2 separate regions of the Homo sapiens genome follow, and region 1 is linked to region 2. The links are chromatin loops, found by intact Hi-C in ENCODE. Cell type or tissue: Caco-2. All regions are shown on one strand.

What was found. Peaks named below come from ENCODE experiments on the same cell type or tissue, not always from the same donor. Only the 100,000 strongest peaks of a DNase experiment are listed, where the experiment ranks them.
Region 1: it touches region 2 in a loop (2.2-fold over the local background); 1 of 110 quality-filtered maps calls a loop at or near these places.

Annotation. Positions count from the first base shown.
Region 1 is chr12:45,702,290-45,710,289 of GRCh38, reverse strand. No RefSeq gene overlaps it. Among named protein-coding and RNA genes, the nearest start is that of LINC00938, 22 kb to the left of the region's middle. In Caco-2, no CTCF peak of the experiment used is centred here; a DNase peak (open chromatin) is centred at 4,709.
Region 2 is chr12:45,593,398-45,601,397 of GRCh38, reverse strand. LOC105369744 (a long non-coding RNA gene) reads left to right here. Exons shown (of 3, transcript XR_944889.2): 2 at 614-734; 3 at 5,476-5,572. Among named protein-coding and RNA genes, the nearest start is that of LINC00938, 130 kb to the left of the region's middle. In Caco-2, no CTCF peak of the experiment used is centred here; DNase peaks (open chromatin) are centred at 4,727 and 4,917.

The DNA of each region.
Region 1 (8,000 bases), 110 kb before region 2:
AGGCAGTGTGCCCAGAGTATCCACCAAGCCTTTATTTAAGAGCTACATTTTTAAAAGCAAATATTGGTCTTTAGGGTTCTTTGCGAGGAAATAATACCGCGTGGAGGTATTTGTGATTCTTATATATTGACTCCACAATGGCAGACAATTATCTCCATCATTTGGATCTGAAGCCTATCAAGACATCTAATGTTAATTAGGGCCGGTGCTAGAAATCATGAAATATAGCTCAAAAAAATAGTCTGTGTCTTGAGGTCTCGTACTCAAGCTAAAGAGAAATATAAACATTGATAAACCAATTTGAATATAAAACATGTAAAATCTAGTTGTAATCATTTTCTCCATATTTTACTGTTTTATGACATAACTTTCAAATCCTGGCTGTAATTGTATATTTGCTAATATGTTAATGCTTAACCTTATTTCTACTAAGTTAGGAAAAATTTCATAGAGGAAAGAGAAAATCAGGATTTTTAAATGAGGAGAGGAAGGGTGCTTGGTAAATATAAAAAGAGATTATTCTGGTTTACTGAAGGAATGAAGAAGAGAGACTCTAATGAATGGTTAGAATAGTTTAGCAGTAGACTTGAGAGAGATAAAACAGGAATAAAAATTAGATAGATGACAGAAAACTGACATATGCTTCTTAACAGATTTGTTGATGATTTTTGAAAAGGGAAAATTTTAGTCATTTGTATATGCCCAGAGGAGAGGAAAGCTGGAAACCAGTGAAGAAGCGGGAGCAGTTAGAAACAACATATATGGGGAATTTAGATAGTAGGACACTCAGAAAAGAATAGATCTTCGAAGTGTTAACAAGTTAGTGTCAAAAATTACTCTAAGGCCCCATTAACTAGTACCAATGACTGCAGAGCCTAGCATTTTAAGATGTAACCACTGTCATGATGTTTCTTTAATTTTGCCACTTCCTGGTCTCTTGGTACCTTCTCTGGACACTCTTATCTAAAATAGCTTGTTTATCATTTGTCTCCCAACCCATAGTCCATTAGAATGATATAAACTCCATTTGGTTAATAATTTCTCTCTTTCTATTTTTATTTTATTTTATTATTATTTTTGAGACAGGATCTCATTCTGTCACCCGGACTGGAATACAGTGTTATGATCTTGACCTTCCAGGCTCAAGCAATCCTCCCACCTCAGTCTCCAGAGTAGCTGTGACCACAGGCATGCACCACCACGTCTGGATAATTTTTTTACATTTTTTAGAGACAGGGTCTTATTATGTTGCCCAGGCTTCTGTCTCTCTTTGTATAGCTATATCCTTATTGCTGAGAATAATTTTTAAAGAATTCTAGACCTAGCAATCAGTGTCTTGAAATACAGCCTCTCAGTTGGATATTTAGGATCCATAAATGAGAATGAAATAATCTTAAATTTGTCAGGGACTGCAGAGGTCATGCAGCCTGCTGTTTTTTTACTACCTGCTATGGGTATTTGAGGAAGATTTCTACTACTTAAGTCTTGCCTCAGCTTTGGGAATGACAATTGAGATTTAGTGCTTTTCTTCTCTTTCCTTCTCTTTTCTTTCACTTTGGGATCCAATGTGAATAATTTAACTAGTTTTCCAGTGTGATAAAACTGATCTAGTCCAATCTCTCACCTTATGTAGACATTCCTTCTATGGGATATATTTCCATGGGTCCCATCTGGGAGTAAAGAGCACACTGTTGGGGTGTGTCTGTCTGTATGTGTGTGTGTTTCATCCAACAAGTATTTATTGATTGGCTACTATGTGCTAGGCTAAGGACACAGTGATAAAAAGACACATTCCCTGCCCTTACTGACTTTCTAATGGAAATTTTGCTAGCAGCAAATGAAGTCTCTAAACTTTTTTCCTGTCCTCTCTTTATTCTCAAAGTTCTTTTGAAAGAAATGCAGAATAGTGGGAAGAAATAAAGAACAATGAGAGTTAAACTTCTACTAAAAATGCCCACTTTTAGTTTGTAGGGGTTTTAAATTCAGACCAGTTCAGTTCAACAAACACTGCTGAGCATCTCTAGCCCTTGGCTAGATCCTGAGCAATAAAAGCAATAAAATAAAATTATTATAAAAATAAAAATAAAAGCTGAAATACTCCCTACTCACAAGGGGGGAAATGCAAATGTATAAATACTCTTCAGTATGATAAGTGCTATATGTACCTGTTTTTTGAGAAATCCATTCCACTGGGTGGTCTAACTAATATAAAGTTCTTTCTCCTTTAATTTAAAATTTTTTCAAGACACGGTCTTGCTCTGTTGCCCATACCGGAGTGCAGTGGTACAATCTTGGCTCACTGCAGCCTCAACTGCCTGGGCCCAGGCAATCTTCCCACCTCAGCCTCCTGAGTAGTTGGGTCTACAGGCATGTGCCACCATATCCAGCTAAATTTTTAAAAACATTTTGTAGCTACAGGGTCTCTTTATGTTGCCCAGGCTTGTCTTGAACTCCTGGGCTCAAGCAATCCTCCCGCCTCAGCCTCTCAAAATGCTGGGATTACAAGCATGAACCACCACACCCGGCCAAGTTTTTTGTTATGTTAAACTAAAATCTGCTGCTTTTTAATTTCTGTTCGTTTGTCACAGGTTTGTCCTCTGAGCTCTTCATTTGTTTATTTGACCCGTAAACCTTTATTGAAGCACTACCACGTGCCAGACTTTGCCACATTCTCCTCATACACGTATAGTACATGATCCTTGCCTTCCAAAAACATTAAGATATAATTCTGCAACATGCGGAAGTTTCTTAACCACTCTATGCTCAGTTTCTTCACCTGCAAGTTGAGGGTAGTATTAGTTCCTACTTTCTAAGGTTTGTCATGAGGATTAAATAATGCATGCAGTGTACTTAATACAAAGCCTAGTACACAGCTTTCAACGAACGCTAAGTATTATTATTCATATGGTTTAAAACTGGGGTCCAGATATGTAAATTAGCAGTTTCAGGGTTGATTTGAGTGCCCTAACAGAAGTAAACACAGGGTGCTGTGAAAATATACCAGAGGGGCACCTAATCGTAGCTGGGGAGGCTAAGGAAACACTCTACAGGAGGTGAGCTCTGAACTCAGTGTTGATTTGGACTAAATAGTGGGGGTGGGAAAGACACAGGCAACTTAGGGAAAGAGGTTAGAGAGCATGGTGTTAATCAGGGGACTTCAGTAGTTTAGATTGACTACTTTCAGCAAAGCTAGAATACAAATGGCCTTGGATGCCATCCTAAGTAACTAAGAATGTGTCATGAAGGTAATGGGGAATGATCGAAAAGATTCTGCACAATTAAACTTTCAACTTTGGAAAGTCTCTCTGGCAGTGGTGTAGACAAAGAAGGCAGGAGAAAGGTGGGAAAACCAGTTAGAATGTTATTACTATGTTCCTACTGACAACTGTCCTAAATTAGGGCAGTGATGTAGGAGAGCAGGAGACTGATTCAAGAGAGAATTAAGACTTAATGACCAATTAGATGTAGATGTAGGAGGAAAGGAAGAGGAAGTATCAAAGTTAATTCTCAAATGACTGTCTTGAATAAGTGAATAAAGGTGATGACATTAGTTCATAGGGAAAATGCATGGAGGAGAGGGTGCCAGTAAGTTCAGTTATAGACATGTTGAGCTTCAGGAAGGCTAGGCACTTTAATATTCAGATCAGGAGCCTAGAACTGGCCCAAAGCTGCAGATTTGGGATTTGTTGACAGGTTTTAGTTGAAGCCATCATGCTTATCGTGTATAGAGGACGGTCTGCATTAAGGGATGATCAAATCACTGTTATATAAAACTTATAGGAGACATTGTTTTGGACTAGCCTCCTACACTGCGCCCCAGTAGACCAGACCAAACTATAATGGAGTCAATCATGCTAGGTGCCACATAATCAAACTGAACTCTAAAACAGGCCAGTTTTTCAAAATAAATAAATAAATAAAAAGTAAAAATAAAAAACAGGAAATTCATAGCAACCAATCAAAACGGGCCTGGTTTACTTGATTTGCCATGCTAAAGAAGTTCCCTCTATTTTAACCCTATAAGAAAAGTAACTTTGAAACAACCAATCTGCTTTTTGTTCTCTGTTTCTGCTTTCTTCAGCCTGTTTCTGTCTATAAAGCCAATTCCTCTGCTCAGCTCATCGGAACACTCATTCTTGTTTTATAGAATGCAGTGTTGCTCAATTATAAAATTGCAAATAAAAGGCAATTAAAGTATTTAAGCTAAATTTGTTGATTTTGTCTTTTAACACAGCTCATAATGTCAACTGAGAAAGAATGCCCTGGCATGTTAGAGGAAAAATCAAGAAATAGTACTGTCCCAGACACTAAGAAAGGAGAAAGTGGTTTGTTTTTGGTGTTTTGGTTTTTTGGGTTTTTTTGTTTGTTTGTTTTGTTTTGTTTTTGAGACAGAGTCTCGCTCTGTTGCCAGGCTGGAGTGCAGTAGTGCAATCTCGGCTCACTGCAACCTCTGCCTCCTGGGTTCAAGCGATTGAGAGGAGAATGTTTTAAAAGAAGTCCACAGTCACAAATGCTATGAGAGGATAACAGAAAATTGTTCTTGGGATTTAGCAACTAGGAAGTCACCGGGCTAGAGCTGTTTCAGAGTAGTGAAAGGGACCAGAAACTAGATTGCAAGAGATGGCAGCATGGATGGGAGGTTAGGGAGGAAGATAATGCCTGGAGGCTCCTTTTTTAGAATCTGTGAAGAGGAGAGGAGAGATAGTGCAGAAGCTGGAGGGTAAAGGGCGGGCCTGGTTTATTTAAAGATAAAGGACACTTGACCTCCTTTCTATGTTGACAAGTAAGAGCCTAGAAAAAGGGAGAGAAGATACAGAATAGAGTGTAAACAAATAATAAAACAGGATTCCTGAGAAGGCTGAAGAGGTGACATCCAGTGGAGGAATGTGTCTTGAAAAGGAAGAGGGAACACCTCTTCCACTAGCCAAAGTGGAAACAGATACATCTGAAGGGATTTGAAGTAACTGATGAGTTCTCTGAGGCCAAGTCATCTGACAGCATCAATAAAGGGGGTGGTGGGATTGAGGTATGGGAATTTGAAAAGAGGCATGGAAATTATGAGAAATGGCAGTGTTGCCATTTGGTGCCCAGTACTTCGTCAGTGTCCCACTTTAGTAACAGACATCCACAGTGACCTGCACCAGATGGCGTCTGACCAAAGGTGAGACCCATTGTCTTCCTTCAACTGTTAGTTTCCTTGTTTGGAATTCTGTTCTTTCACTAATGTAGCCTCTGATTGAATGAGCTTTTTTTTAATAGCTCATTCTACTAAAAGATCAAGAAAAAGGATTTATCCAGAAGCCAGGGACAGAGGAAAATTTGAGTCAGTAATGTTTACTGTTAAAAACAATGAACTACTTACATTATAAAAGTCAAGAATTAATTCAGAAATTATTAAAATGTAATAGGATACCTCCCTAAATGGTTTCCACATAGTGACAAACACAAGCAAGAATTAGTTGTATAAAGGAAGGCCCAGTTGATGTTTAAAAACATCTGTTGAATGTCTAATGCAGATGGCATAGACATCAAATAAGCATACTATTATGGATATGCCATTATACCCACCGGTTAGTCAGTCGGAAACAAAATTCAGCAATAGATGGATTTTGTTCATATTCACTCACCATCCCCTGTTATCCTACACCTGGTTGACACTCCAATTATAACTCCCTAGACCCTGAAGAACCCTAGAGTTTGCTCTAGGGTGCTCTAAAACCTACCGTTTGACTAGATCAGCTGAAAGTTATAACCAATCAGGATATGTTAATCTCAAATAGAGCTGCTTTTACTAAAGTACTATTTTGTGTTCAATGATTGGCTTGTATTATGGGGTGCAATAATAAAACATCTTCATAAAACATGTAGTTATGATTACTATATGCAAAGTAGGCATACATTTTGATTTGGGGAGGTAGTCCCCGTTTACACCTGTTGTCCCAGAATAGTGTCTAATAGTTCCCCTTTCACTCTTAAGAAAAGTCAGTTATTATATAATCAGTATGTTGTTGTTTTCATGATACAATGTCCTCTTATGGAACTTTGTAACTTTCATCTTCATTAGCATCAGCCATGTCTGTGTTCCTTCTGAGCAATTGGGTTGTTTTTACTATATACACATGGTGACTCATAACTGCTCAGGTTTCCCTTTTTAAGTTGGCCTTAAAAAGCTGGGAGGGAGTGGGGATTGGATGATGAGAAATTATTTAATGGATAACCTAAAAGCCCTGACTTCACCACTGTGCAATCTATGCATTTAACAAAATTACACTTGTCCCCCATAAATTCATACAAAAAAAAAGGAAAGAGGCCTGGTGTGGTGGCTCACACCTGTAATCCCAACACTTTGGGAGTGTAAGGTGGGAGAGGATCACTTGAACCCAAGAGTTCGAGACCAACCCTGGCAACATAGCAAGACCCTGTCTCTACAAAATATTTAAAAATTAGCCGTTTGTGATGGTATATGCCTTTAGTCCTAGCTACTCCAGAGGCTGAGGTGGGAGGCTCACTTTAGCCTGGGAGGTTGAGGCTGCAGTGAGCCAAGGTCTCACCTCTGCACTCCAGCCTAGATGACAGAGCAAGACCCTGTCTAAACACACACACACACACACACACACACACACACACACACAAGCTTAGGGCCAAATCTGCCACCTGCATCATAACTGTACAGAACTGAATACATGTTCATTTTAGTCTTCTTTTCTTTCTTCTTGTTCCTTTGTTACTCACCTATTTCTCATTTATATCTTGAATTTTATGTATCCTTGTCAGCTATCTTAAATTCTCTTTGAAATAAGGGAGTGAATAAAGAAGCAGAACACAAAACAAAAAATTACTACTTCTAGAACTTATCTGATATTATTGGATGACTGAAGAGTGGCTCATTCTCAGCTTGACTGTTTGTTTCCAATTTTTGTTTAATTCTTTGATCCATGATATCTTTTGAAGGGATTGTCAGATTGTGGCCAAATCAGATGCATTATTAAGGCTATGGAGATAGTGTGCTTTCAAGTTGATCTCTGAACAGTCTGCCACCTTAAAGTATTGCTGATAACATTTTTTGAATGGCTCTATCTTCTATGATTGCAGAGCTTGAATAGGGAGAGAGAATAGGGAGGCAATCTGGCTTCATGGAAAGAAGTTACATAACAGTTTATAATCGGCAAACCCTATCTCTGCCACTTACTATGTGACTTTGGAAAAATTCTTTACCTTCTCTAAGTCTCAGGTCTTTCATATGTAGCTTAGAGATAACATTACTTTGTTCTTTGAGTAAGTGAGACAATTTACATAAAATGGCTGGCATAGAGTTAGAAGCTCAGTAAATTGTTGTTATCTTTACAATTTATAAATGACTTAACACTAAGGATTTTGCATTTCATAAGAATTCTGCCACTTTTTCTCTTTTAACTAAAATTTGGAAATTAATTTTTTTTTAATTTCCAACTTTTAAGTTCAGGGGTACATGTGTAAGATGTGCAGATTTGTTACATAGGTAAACTTGTGCCATGTTGGTTTGCTGCTTACATCATCCCATCACTCAGGTATTAAGCCAGTATCCACTAGCTATCCTTCCTGATCCTCTCCCTCCTCCCACCTGCCACCCTCTAAGAGGCCCCAGTATGTGCTGTTGTCCCCCATGTGTTCATGTGTTCTCATCATTTAATTAAATTATTTGTGACATCTACTGACAGCATAACAAGATAGGTATTTTTGGCTCTTCCAGAGCTAAATGCCAAGGTACTGGATAAAACACAATATACAGACATACTTTTCAATGTATTGTGGAGCTTGCAGGAAAATAAGGAAAACCCCCAAGATTTCCAGCCACCCTCAACAAAAATAAACAAAATTTAAAAAAACACCAAACTGAAATCAGAGAAGTAGCTAAGTGAAGAACTGTGGCTGCTTTAGGCATATATGCCAAGATCGGGAACCTAGAGTCCTAGGAAGCATATGGAGGTGCAGGAAACCAGGTCCCAAGGCACATATACATT
Region 2 (8,000 bases):
ATTTAATGAATTATCAAGACAAAATAATTTTCATTGTCACTACCTGTAATGACTAGAAATTCCCAAGCAGAGGGAACGTGGCAATGAGAAAATAATCTTTTCAGACTGGATTAAGAAAATATGGCACATATACACCATGGAATACTATGCAGCCATAAAAAATGATGAGTTCATGTCCTTTGTAGGGACATGGATGAAGCTGGAAACCATCATTCTCAGCAAACTATTGCAAGGACAAAAAACCAAACACCGCATGTTCTCACTCATAGGTGGGAATTGAACAATGAGAACACATGGACACAGGAAGGGGAACGTCACACACCGGGGACTGTTGTGGGGTGGGGGGAGGGGGAAGGGATAGCATGAGGAGATATACCTAATGTTAAATGACGAGTTAATGGGTGCAGCACACCAACATGGCACATGTATACATATGTAACAAACCTGCATGTTGTGCACATGTACCCTGAAACTTAAAGTATAATAAAAAAAAAAGAAAATAACCTTTTTCCTCCTCACATCAGAGAAATCTTTTCCCACATTGTGGAGTGCTATACGTGTGTGTGTGCATGTGTGTGTGCATGTGTATGAACTTAATCTTCCTCATCCTCAGGGAATTGTTCCTGCCTGGAGGTGAGGGAACCATCAATGGCCTTGTCTGAGATGCACGCCTTGGTGCACAACAAACTCCTCTGCCATCGCTTAGTCCTTCAAAGCTGACAGTGCTTTTAGAGGTAAAAGCTAAATGGAAATCTCTTTTTCTCCTCTTCCTTTCTCTTCTTAATGTGCATTTTGGGAGGCAGTAGGCAGGCACACCTACTGTATTGCTGATTCACAAACTTGAGAGCAAGGGTTCCTACTGCTGGTTGTATAGACCTTGCCAGCAGCTTGTTTTTATCAAGGGACACTTTAACAATCATCATTAATAACGGAGCTAATATTTTTTCACTGAGCTATTACACAGTGATGGAGAGCCACTGGTAAACTCAGCCCCATGCCCTGACCTAACCAATCACCTTGCTTTCTAGATACTAGATCAATTAGGATGTTTAAGATTTAAGGTGAGATGTCAGATAATTTTGATGGCTAGGAGATACATACCTACCAACTCTACTTAAATCTGTTCATGATAAGTGATATCATAGATATATTCGATTTCTCAGCTTTAAAGAACTTTAGAGATCATGCAGTTTTACATTATTCCATTCAAATAAAATAGAAGGAAACAGCTTGGTACCCAGATGGAGGGGTTCACCACTAGCCTTAGCATATCTATTTTATAAGTTTTATAAGAAAAAGGATGAAAATAATACCAGCTTTTAAACTTGTATCCCATTCTGCAAGAGGTGGTTTGGGGATCAGCTTCTGAGGTTGGATGGGAAGAAAACAGGTCTATGTTGGAGGAAACAGATGGAGCCATGGTGAGAAACTCAGATGCTAGTGAGATTTATTTTTACTACTTGCAAGTGGAATTGTGAGGGAGGTATTTTAAAATATAGTCAGACTCAATTTACGTAAACAGTTATGAACAGCATTAAGGTTTAGACTTTAGAAATTATGTTCAGTTTAGAAGTTATGACAGTTATATGAAGTTGTTCATATTGCCTGTACTGGTGATAGTAACAACGTCCTTTCTTTTCCTCTTGAATGAATTTTTTTAAATTTTGAAACTTGACCGAAAAGGTGACTATGTAGACTGAGAAACCATCAGGTTACAAGAACAAGGAAGAACTGTATTTATATTTTGTGCTTGTGACTAATGTTGGAGGCAATCATTTATTTATGTATTTATTTATGTATTTATTTATTTACTTATTTTGAGACAGAGTCTTGCTCTGTCACCCAGGCTGGAGTGCAATGGCATGATCATGGCTTGCTGTTGCCTTGACCTTCAGGCTCAAGTGATCCTTGTGCCTCAGCTTCCTGTGTAGCCGGGACCACAGGCACATGCCACCACACCCAGCTAATTTTTAAATTTTTTGTAGAAACAGGGCCTCACTATGTTGCCCAGGCTTGTCTTAAATTCCTGGGCTCAAGCGATCCTCCCACCTGGGCTTCCCAAAGTGTTAGGATTACAGGTGTGAGCCACAGTGCCTGGCATATATCCTAATACACTTTCTAATGTGATTCTCTGACACATGCATGAGTTTTAGGATTTCCTTCCTTCATTTATATGACTTTATCTCCCATCATGCCATATATAGTTTTTTTTTTTTTTTTCAGTTATTTACTTCCTTCCAAGATTAAAGAGTTTTGGTCATTTTTAAGCTGATTTATGTGACCTTAACTCCAAATGTTATTCTTTAAAGTAAATTTGTAGGATATTTGGGAACTATTTGGGCACATTCCTTGATTGCATTCAATGTCTCACAATGTGGCTTATAATGGTTAGAATAGACTGGGCACAGTGACTCATGCCTGTAATCCCAGAACTTTGAGAGGTCAAAGTGGGAACATCACATGAGTCCAGACATTTAAGACAAGCCTCATCTCTACAAAAAAATTAAAAATTAGCTGGATGTGGTGGCATGTGACTGTGGTCCCAGCTACTTGGGAGGCTGAGGCACAAAGATCACTTGAACCTGAAGGTCAAGGCTTCAGCGAGCCATGATCATGCCACTGTACTCCAGCCTGGGCAACAGAGCAAGACCCTGTCTCCAAAAGAAAAAAAAAGTTTGGAATGAAAACTCTGCTGAGGTTATTTTAGACTCTGCAAGCAGAGTGATTTTATTGTTGTTTATGTTAACACTGGGAGTAGGAGCCTCTAAGAAAGTTGAGATGTCTCTGACTTGATGTCAACAGTTAATCTGGAAACATGAAAACCAGTTTAAGTATCCCCTTTTTGAGATTAAATTATCTGAAATGTCAAGATACTAGTTGTAATCTTGTTTCTTGGCACCTACTTCTAACCCTTAAACACAATAACTCAATAATCAAGAAAAGTATTTTGGAAAAAAAAAAAACCCAGTAATGGTTTATAATTGAGGTCAGCATAGTTGTGGGACTGGAGTGCTCTGTAAGTGACACGCAGTCCGGGAAGTAGATTTTGGGTATCTTTGATGTTTCTTTCTTTCTTTTTTTTTTTTTTGAGATGGCGTCTCGCTCTGTCTCCCAGGCTGGAGTGCAGTGGCGCGATCTCGGCTGACTGCAACTTCCGCCTCCTGGGTTCAAGCAATTCTCCTGCTTCAGCCTCCTGAGTAGCAGGGATGACAGGCGCCCACCACCATGCCCAGCTAATTTTTGTATTTTTAGTAGAGACAGGGTTTCACCGTATTGCTAGGCAGGTTTCACCATATTGCCAGGCTGGTCTCGAACTGCTGACCTTGTGATCCGCCTACCTCAGCCTTCCAAAGTGCTGGGATTACAGGTGTGAGCCACCACTCCCGGCCTGATATCTCTTAACTATGATCTGAACAAATCACCTGTGAATTATAACTGAAGGGTTTTCTTATTAAGATGCCATGTCCTATCCCTAGCAAATAAAACTAACCATACTCTGGGATATAAGAAATGCAGTGAGACTTTTTGCAATGCCAGCATTAGAAGCCTAGCTGAAGCCACACACTCCAGTCCAACCAGGTGCTCTGTAGATTTTATTGTGTATAGAAAATGGGCAGTAAGTAAATAAAGTCTATATACTTAAATATAAACTTACATTTATTGATCTCCAATATTTTCCTTCTCCCCTGCTTTCAATGGGCAGCCTGGCCCTCAGGGTTGTCTTACTTCAGTGATTGTTGTAGGGTAGGTAGAAGTGGGATGGGACAGGATAACGTGGACGCTGCTTGGAATCATGCTACTTCTCATCTTTTGTAAAAGCCTAAGCTTATTTAAGACATTGTTCTGGAAATATTGGATGAAGAAGAGAGAGACAAGATGCTTTGGAGGGCAAAAAGATAAGAAAATGAGGATTTTTGAGGATCGACGTAAGAAAGAACACGGTCTCCAGGGCAGAGAGTAAAGAAATACACAGTGTATTGAGCACAGGCTCCCCAAGCCCCGTCAAAATGTCAGTAAAGGAATTACAAAATGTGTAAGCCCATAAGGACAAAGAGAACAGAAGAGGCGACAAGAGCAGATCAGAGTTATCAATAAAAGTTTAGAGTTTGAAAAGTAAGTAGGTATGTTGTAACTAATTTAGCAGATGAGGGATAACTGAAACCTACCTTTCTCTAGAGGCGGATAACTAAAAGAAATGGGCAGTTCACATCATAGAACCAGGGCAAGTCTTAGAACCGGAGGCACCAGATACCATGGAAATGGAGGTGAAGGGTAAGACTGAACCAGGAGGAGTGGTGAATGTTTACCTAAGAAGTAATGAGACCCCTGTTCCTGTTTTCTACCTGGGTCAGCTGGTCAGCTACCTGTTCCCTACCCTGGTGGGTGACTGAAGATTTGTTTTTTTCCAGGAACTGAACTAGAATATCAGGTATTAGGGCATTAGGAAGGTGCTGGAAGGAACACAGGAAGATGAGAATGAGGTGGGAAGGTAGCAGGCAGGAGAGAAAAATCTGGATTTCTTGGAAGGTTTGCCAGCTAAAGCCAGACCTGACAACTGAACAGTGAAGAAACACCATCAGAAACCCACAGAGCAGCTTGAGACCAGTAAAGAAAGCCTGTTCTGAGGAAAACTGGCAATAGTAGTCCTCAGAGAATCTGATTAGGGCTCAGATCCTTCAAGCAGAGTAAGGACAGAGAAAGAATTTCCAAGTTACTGTTGAAGTGACGCATTCTTGCCATGAACCCCCACAAGCATAACTAGGTTGGGAAAGAATAAATGACCTTCATGTGTAGACCAAACACAAATGGAGAAATATAAGTGCTGAATAAACACATGAAAAAATGTTCAGACTCACACATGATCAAAGGAGATACATATACAATGAGATGTCCATTTCAACTAGCCAAGATTAAGAAGAATGAGAATACCTACTGTTGGTCAGGGTGTGTTGACCCAGCATAGTGCTGGAAGGAGTGTAAATAGACTATTATTTGAAGAAAGTGTTTTGACAATATTTATCAAGAGCTTTAAATATATTCATTCCTTTTGGCCCATAAATTCTGAAAATCTCACCTAAGAGGAATATAACTATAAATGTAAATAAATATGAATGATAAAAGATACTTAACATTTATTATCTTTAATAAGTAAAAGATTAAAGAAACTAAATGCTTAACAATAACATCCAAGTAAATTATGTTACCTTGCTGCAATGAAATATTATGCAGCCATAAAAATTTATGTTCACAAAGGGTTTGCACAGTTGAAATGTTGATGCAATTGTATTAAACAGCATAAACATTTTTATAGATGGTATGCTCTCACTTATGTGAAAGAAAACTGCAAAAAAATGCTTGGAGGAAATGTGCCAAAATATGACAATTGCTGCGTGTGTTTGGATTATATATGTTTTTCTTCCTTTAATTTTTTAATTGAATTTTAAAATTTTCTAAATAGCTTTTTTTTTTTAATAGGAATGAATACTTTTGGACTGGAAAGTAGACCTGGAAAAATGGCCGTTAGGTTTTCTGTTAACTTCAAACTCATCGGGGAAAGTAGATATAACAAATGTGTAGAGGTGCAGTATTTTAAAAACTGAATTTACGTTGAGGGGGATGAGTAAATAAAGTACGGAGGGCATAATAATGTCCCTCCAAAGATGTTCATGTCCTAATCCTGAGAACCTGTGAATATGTCAGGTTTCATGGCAAAGGGGAATTAAGGTTGCAGATGGAATTAAGGTGTCCTAATCAGCTGATGTTGAGGTGGGGAGATTAACCAGGATTTCCCAGGTGGGCCCAGTGTAATCACAAGGGTCCTTGTAAGTAGAAGATAAAAGCAGAAGAGAGAGAGAGAGAGAGAACCAGAGAAATGGCAATGTGAGAAGGACTTGGCCTGACATTGCTGGCTTGCAAGATGGAGAAATGGTGCCACAAGCTAAAGAATGTGGGTAACCTGTAGAAGTTAAAAAGGCAAGATAATTGATTCTCCCCTAAAGCCTCCAGAAAAATGATAGCCTGTTAACAGCTTTATTTTTGCCCAGGGGGTACCATTTTAGACTTTTGACCTTTAGAACTGTAAGTTAATACTTTTGTGTTGTTTTAAGGCACTAAGTTGATGGTAATTTGTTACAGCAGCATTAGGAAACTAATACACACACCATGATCCCATTATTATGACAGAAGTCAGAGTCACTAATAAAATGACAAGTATGTGGTTCAACATTTATATAAAGGTTTAGAGTATATGAATACTTTCAACATGCTTTAGTTTATTTGATCCTCACAGCAATCTTGTAAAGGAGAAAATGCATGCTGTTCCTGATTTTGCAAGTGGGGAAAATGGAGGCTTGGCATGGTAAAACAATTTGTTGAAGGCTACACAGTGGCAGAGTTTGGATTCAGAGCCTGGCCTCTGACCCCAAGTCCATGCCTCTCACCAGGCACCTTAAAAAGGTTAAGCAAAACAGAGCAGAACCCTTTGTAAAATGTGGATCTCTATCTTGGCCAAGTACAGCAGAGAAAAGGAATGCTGTGAATAGTTGGTGTGTTAAGTTTATGGGATTTATTTTCTACAAAATTTTTGAACAGAGCAAAAGAAATTAAAGTAATAAAATCCAGTCATTTCAAACCTGTACTCCAGTTATTTTCTTTTCCTTCTCCAAAAAACGAAAGTATATTTATACATTGACAAATAGGGCAATTCTTGGATTCCTGGGGAGGATGATCAAGTCTGCAGTTTGGCTTGCCTACCCACCACTGATATTACTTTGCCTTTCTTCTACTCATGGTCACCTACATCAGATGATGGCAGTGGGGATTTTTTTTTTTAAGGTGCAATTCAAGCCCTTGGGTGATGGTTAACTTTATATATCAACTTGACTGGGCCATGGGTGCCCAGACATGTGCTAAAACATTATCTCTGTATGTGTCTGTGAGGGTGTTTCCGGATGAGATTAACATTTTAAATTGCTAGACTGAGTAAGCAGATAGCATTCCCTAAAGTGGGTGGGTCTCATCTAATCAAGTAAAGACCTGAATGGAATAAAAAGGCTGCATAAGAGGCAACTCTGTCTGTCTGTCTGTTTGAGCTAGGCCATCAGTCTTACTTGCTCTTGGACTAGGACTACACCACCAGCTCTCCTGGGTCTCCAGCTTGCTGCTTGCAGATCTTGGGACTTCTCGGCCTCCATCATCACATGAGCCAATTCTGTATGATAAATCTCTTTATATCTCTATCCTACTCTCAAATATATATGCAATTGGTTCTGTTGAGAGAGCCCCGATTACAACTAAGTGTGTGTGTGTGTGTATAACTAAATGTTGGTATATAACTAAATGTTAGTTTGTAAAAAGTGTCAGTGAGAAAAATAGGTTCAAATCCCAAGTAAGCTAATTTAATCTTCATGGTTTCCTCCTGATTACTTTGGAGGTAGCTCTCTTTCTGACATTCTGTAATTTGTGGATGTGCACCTAGGAAGAAACAGCTGATGCTTTTTTGGAAAGCAAGAACAGACTTTAGTACTTAGGGTGTTTTGTCTACCAGGGCGTAGTTGAAACCTGAACTGGAGATGTGGTCAGATCCCAAGGGAAGGGGCTGGGCAGGGTGTCTGGGGAGGGAACTGCTCCAGGGTAGTGAGGAAATGAGCCCAGAGTGTCTGTTGACTGTTTTTGTTTTTTAAAAAATCGACTTTCTTTAAAGAGGAGCTTTATTTTGCACAGCAAAATAGAGAAGTAAGTACAGGATTTCTCATATATCCCATGTCCCCACATATCCATAGCGTTCCTGATTGGCTGGTGTTATGATGTACGTTTTGTACGCTTTCCATCATGGCCACTAGTTACCTTTCAATAAAAAGGCTACAGAAGATCCCCCTTGGTGAAAATGTGCTCTGGAAGAGAGACTTCTCCTTCTACCTCCCCCTTGCAGCGCTGCCTCCCACTTGTTATCCTCCCCCTCAATCTCCAGCTATAGCCCTGTCCCCCTCCACTCTGCAGGT